Regions from separate parts of the Homo sapiens genome. Here region 2 is linked to region 1. Evidence: read pairs that join two places in POLR2A ChIA-PET (ENCODE). Cell type or tissue: K562. All regions are shown on one strand. Region 1 holds the start of MIR6751 (microRNA 6751). Region 2 overlaps ARL2 (ARF like GTPase 2).

Region 1 (2,500 bases):
AAAGAGGCTAGGACAGAGGAGGAGCCCCAACCTGGGGCTCAGGAGAGGGTTCCTGGAGGCTCGTGCCGGAGCTAGCTGGTAATGGACAGGAGAGGATTAGTTCCATGGACAACTGGAGGCGTGTCCCTGGCAGAGAGAGAATGTGTTCAGTGACAACAGCTCATATTTGTTGAGTGCGAATTTCACACCAGGCCCTATGCTGAGCTCCTGACCTGCATCTCTTATTCAGCAAGACAATACTGTTATAAAGGAACAGTTAATTATGTCATTTTATAGATAAGTAAACTGAGGTTCACTGAGTTGCCAAAAGTCACAGCTAGTAAGTGGAGGGGCTAGGAGGACCCTGGGTGTGTCTAGAGCCTGTGATTGTACCACTGCACCTGCTGTGCAGAGGCCTTGGGGAGCAATGTGGGTGCAGCAAGGGGGAGCTATGTGTTTACATCCCCCTCGTCCCCCTCTCCCTTCAGTATGCCATCCTGATGACGATGGTGCTCACCATCTTCATCAAGTATGTGCTGCACTCCGTGGACCTCCAGAGTGAGAACCCCTGGGACAACAAGGCTGTGTACATGCTCTACACAGAGCTGTTTACAGGTGAGAGGGGCCTGGGCCTCTCCTGATCTGGACCAGCATCCTCCACTCTGCCTCCTGGCCCTGTGACCTGCTGCTTTCTGCATCCCCTCCCCTCAGGCTTCATCAAGGTTCTGCTGTACATGGCCTTCATGACCATCATGATCAAGGTGCACACCTTCCCACTCTTTGCCATCCGGCCCATGTACCTGGCCATGAGGTGAGCCCGGCCCTGTCCCCCGATCCTCCTGACCTGATCCCGTCCCTTCTCCTGCTTTCACTGACTGTCCTTTCAGACAGTTCAAGAAAGCTGTGACAGATGCCATCATGTCTCGCCGAGCCATCCGCAACATGAACACCCTGTAAGTAGGCTTGTCATGGCTGCTGTCCCAAGCTCGGTCCTGGGTCCCTCTGCTTCCAGCTCTGGACCTGATACAGCCCCTGTCATCCTAACCAGGTATCCAGATGCCACCCCAGAGGAGCTCCAGGCAATGGACAATGTCTGCATCATCTGCCGAGAAGAGATGGTGACTGGTGCCAAGAGACTGCCCTGCAACCACATTTTCCATACCAGGTGGGAGGGGCCCTGGGGAGCCTGCACAGCAGGGCACAGGCCCCAGAAGGCAGGCCCCTAGGGACCTGCTGACCTCTGCCTGGCCTTGACCCGCAGCTGCCTGCGCTCCTGGTTCCAGCGGCAGCAGACCTGCCCCACCTGCCGTATGGATGTCCTTCGTGCATCGCTGCCAGCGCAGTCACCACCACCCCCGGAGCCTGCGGATCAGGGGCCACCCCCTGCCCCCCACCCCCCACCACTCTTGCCTCAGCCCCCCAACTGTGAGTATCCCCTTGTCTGGCCACCCGGCATACCACTGGATACTTGCCCTGGGCTGGATGTGGAAGATGCTGGGAAATTGGAGAGTCCCTGCCCTCCAGAATCTCAGTCTGGGCCAGGGAGGGATTAAAAGATGAGAAATAGATGCTTGCAGTCAGTGTGACCAGTGCTGGGCTGAGGGCCTGTGGGAATAGGACAGAGCTCTCAATAGCCAGGCCCCCTGCCTGGGAGTTGGGTCTGTGTCCATTTGGCCCTTTCCTTACCTCCGTCTTCTCTCTGCAGTCCCCCAGGGCCTCCTGCCTCCTTTTCCTCCAGGCATGTTCCCACTGTGGCCCCCCATGGGCCCCTTTCCACCTGTCCCGCCTCCCCCCAGCTCAGGAGAGGCTGTGGCTCCTCCATCCACCAGTGCAGGTGAGCCTTTGGGTACTGTGACAGCCAGGGGGCGGCAGGGATGGAACACTCACTGACTTCGTTCCTGCTCTTCAGCAGCCCTTTCTCGGCCCAGTGGAGCAGCTACAACCACAGCTGCTGGCACCAGTGCTACTGCTGCTTCTGCCACAGCATCTGGCCCAGGCTCTGGCTCTGCCCCAGAGGCTGGCCCTGCCCCTGGTTTCCCCTTCCCTCCTCCCTGGATGGGTATGCCCCTGCCTCCACCCTTTGGTAAGCTGGGCCACTCTCTGGGTTCTTCTTGGGGGTGAGGTTGGTGTCTGGCCCCAGCAGCCCAGACTGAGCCTCTCTCTCTCCAGCCTTCCCCCCAATGCCTGTGCCCCCTGCGGGCTTTGCTGGGCTGACCCCAGAGGAGCTACGAGCTCTGGAGGGCCATGAGCGGCAGCACCTGGAGGCCCGGCTGCAGAGCCTGCGTAACATCCACACACTGCTGGACGCCGCCATGCTGCAGATCAACCAGTACCTCACCGTGCTGGCCTCCTTGGGGTGTGTCTGTACAGGGGAAGCAGAGTGGGTTTGGTGGGTCAGGAGTGGAGCTGCCAAGAGGTCCCCAGCAGTGGTTCTTGGCCTTTGACACCTGCCAATTCAGGCTGCCTATCTACAGGCCCACCAAGGGTCTCCAGGAGTTCTTGGTAACTCCTGGTGCCTTTA
Region 2 (2,500 bases), 110 kb after region 1:
AATCAAGGTTTAAGGTCTAGGGCTGTGCAGGACGTGCCTTGTTAACAAAATGTTTACAGGCAGTATGCTTGGTAAAAGTCATCGCCATTCTCTAGTCTCAATAAACCAGGGGCACAATGCACTGTGGAAAGCTGCAGGGACCTCTGTCCTGGAAAGCCGGATATTGTCCAAGGTTTCTCCCCATGTGAGAGTCTGAAATATGGCCTCGTGGGATGAGAAAGACCTGACCGTCCCCCAGCCCGATACCCATAAAGGGTCTGTGCTGACGTGGGTTAGTAAAAGAGGAAAGCCTCTTGCACTTGAGATAGAGGAAGGCCACTATCTCCTGCCTGCACCTGGGAACTGAATGTCTCGGTATAAAACCAGATTGTACATTTGTTCAATTCTGAGATAGGAGAAAAACCGCCCTATGGTGGGAGGCAAGACATGTTGGCAGCAATGCTGCCTTGTTATTCTTTATTCCACTGAGATGTTTGGGCAGAGAGAAACATAAATCTGGCCTACGTGCACATCCAGGCATAGTACCTCCCCTTGAACTTAATTATGACACAGATTCTTTTGCTCACGTTTTTTTGCTGACCTTCTCCCTATTATCACCCTGCTCTCCTACCACATTCTTCTTGCTGAGATAGTGAAAGTAATAATCAATAAAAACTGAAGAAACTAAGAGACCGGTCCCAGTGTGGGTCCTTGGTATGCTGAGCGCCGGTCCCCTGGGCCCACTTTTCTTTCTCTATACTTTGTGTCCTATTTCTTTTCTCAGTCTCTCGTCCCACCTGACGAGATATACCCACAGGTGTGGAGGGACAGGCCACCCCTTCACACAGAACCCTGCAGAGTAAGCAGCTGCTAGGACCCTGTGCCATGAAAACATCTGCCAGTTTTGCCACTTGGATTGGACCCCTGGGGTGGCCTCATTTCCTATCCTTTCCCAACCTGGCACTGCTTCTGAGTTCCTGTAGCCTTCAGGGAAGGCCTCAGTTACCCCTGCCTGATGTGGCCCCCCTCCCACCCTCTGGCTGCACTCTCTCCTACACATGACTCTATGCACCTCCCCATTTCCCAAGAGCCATTGCTTTTTTTTTTTGAGACAGAGTCTCGCTCTGTCACCCAGGCTGGAGTGCAGTGGCGCAATCTCGGCTCACTGCCAGCTCCGTCTTCCCGGGTTCACGCCATTCTCCTGCCTCAGCCTCCCGAGTAGCTGGGACTACAGGCGCCCGCCACCACGCCCGGATAATTTTTTGTATTTTTAGTAGAGACGGGGTTTCACCGTGTTAGCCAGGATGGTCTTGATCTCCTGACTTCATGATCCGCCCATCTTGGCCTCCCAAAGTGCTGGGATTACAGGTGAGCCACCGCGCCCAGCCGGAGCCCTTGCTCATCATGCCTGTCCTGTGATCCCCTCTGCCTGAATCTGTGCTGGCCTTGTACAGCTGTTCAGGTTGTCCACTGCACATGGGTTCCTGGCTGCAACAGAGAATTGGGAGCTGAATTTCAGCCCATGTTCCATGCAAAAAGTTGGAGCCCTGGTCTGCAGCTGTGTCTGTTTTTCTAATTCATACCTATGAGAGTTGGATTTCCCCTGGTGAACTGTCTTCCCCTTCCTCTACCTAGAAAACTACTCGCGCTTTACTCCCAGCTTTAATGTGACCTCCTTTAGGAAGCCTGCAGATGGAATCAGTTGCACCGTGTCCCATGCTTCTATAACTTTTTCTGCATCCCTTTGACATAGCCACAGTTCACCATCGACTCCAATGATCCATTCCTTTCTGTCCCCTGCTAGATTGAGGGTCCCAGGTGGTCTCTAACGCTGTTGAATCAACAAATGACTCAGCCAGGAATCGGGGCAAGGAGCGGTTTATTTCACAACTGAGTGAAGGATGAGGCCCACAGCCTCGGTAGCAGCAGTAGCAGCTCCTCCCCGCCCAGCCCTCTCTTCTTGGTATGGTAGCCAAAGGCCAGGTCAGGAGCCAGAGAGACAGCCAGGGCACAGCCCTCCCGCCATGGGAGCCGGGTGGCCACAGAGCAGCAGCGGGCAGCAGTAGCAGCAGCAGGCTGGGGTGGAGGAGGGGGAGTGTTAGTTTGGCCGGCTGACTCCCAACCCCCCATGGGTAGTGTTTGGTGAAGGTTGAGGGACCTGGACTGCTAGGTGGGGGGCATCTGGAGTGGTTCAGTCAGCTGTGAAAATGCGGCTGGAAATGTCATCCAGGAGCCAGTCGATGCCCGGCAGCAGGTTCTCCCCGGTGACGGCGCTGCAGCCCTGGATGCACCAGTGGTGGCTGCGGATGGAGTCCAGCTCCAGGACCTGGGAGGACAAAGGTGCTGATGGTGGTGGCCAGTGACTGCAGACCCTGCCTGCCGTCAGCCCCTTCCCTCCCCAGCCCAGAGGAACTCCACGCCTTCCTCAAGGCCCTGCTCCATGTCATCCCATCCAGGAAGCCCCGCCGGTCCCAGGGAGAGTTTGTCAGACCCCAGGGGCACCTGGGCTCTCTGTCCAGTT

What was found. Peaks named below come from ENCODE experiments on the same cell type or tissue, not always from the same donor. Only the 100,000 strongest peaks of a DNase experiment are listed, where the experiment ranks them.
Region 2: POLR2A ChIA-PET joins it to region 1 with 6 read pairs; 15 of 35 experiments call an interaction of 5 or more read pairs at or near these places.

What each region holds. Positions count from the first base shown.
Region 1 is chr11:65,129,564-65,132,063 of GRCh38, reverse strand. It overlaps SYVN1 (synoviolin 1), which reads left to right. Exons shown (of 16, transcript NM_172230.3): 7 at 468-594; 8 at 691-790; 9 at 867-932; 10 at 1,028-1,144; 11 at 1,241-1,404; 12 at 1,685-1,813; 13 at 1,889-2,062; 14 at 2,149-2,335. MIR6751 (microRNA 6751) reads left to right here and starts at 2,086; the gene lies at 2,086-2,148. In K562, no CTCF peak of the experiment used is centred here; no DNase peak of the experiment used is centred here.
Region 2 is chr11:65,021,526-65,024,025 of GRCh38, reverse strand. ARL2 (ARF like GTPase 2) reads right to left here. Exons shown (of 5, transcript NM_001667.4): 5 at 1,842-2,305. The coding sequence ends at 2,171. The region is part of intron 3 of ARL2-SNX15 (ARL2-SNX15 readthrough (NMD candidate)); the gene reads right to left. Among named protein-coding and RNA genes, the nearest start is that of MIR6879, 4.3 kb to the right of the region's middle. In K562, no CTCF peak of the experiment used is centred here; a DNase peak (open chromatin) is centred at 1,002.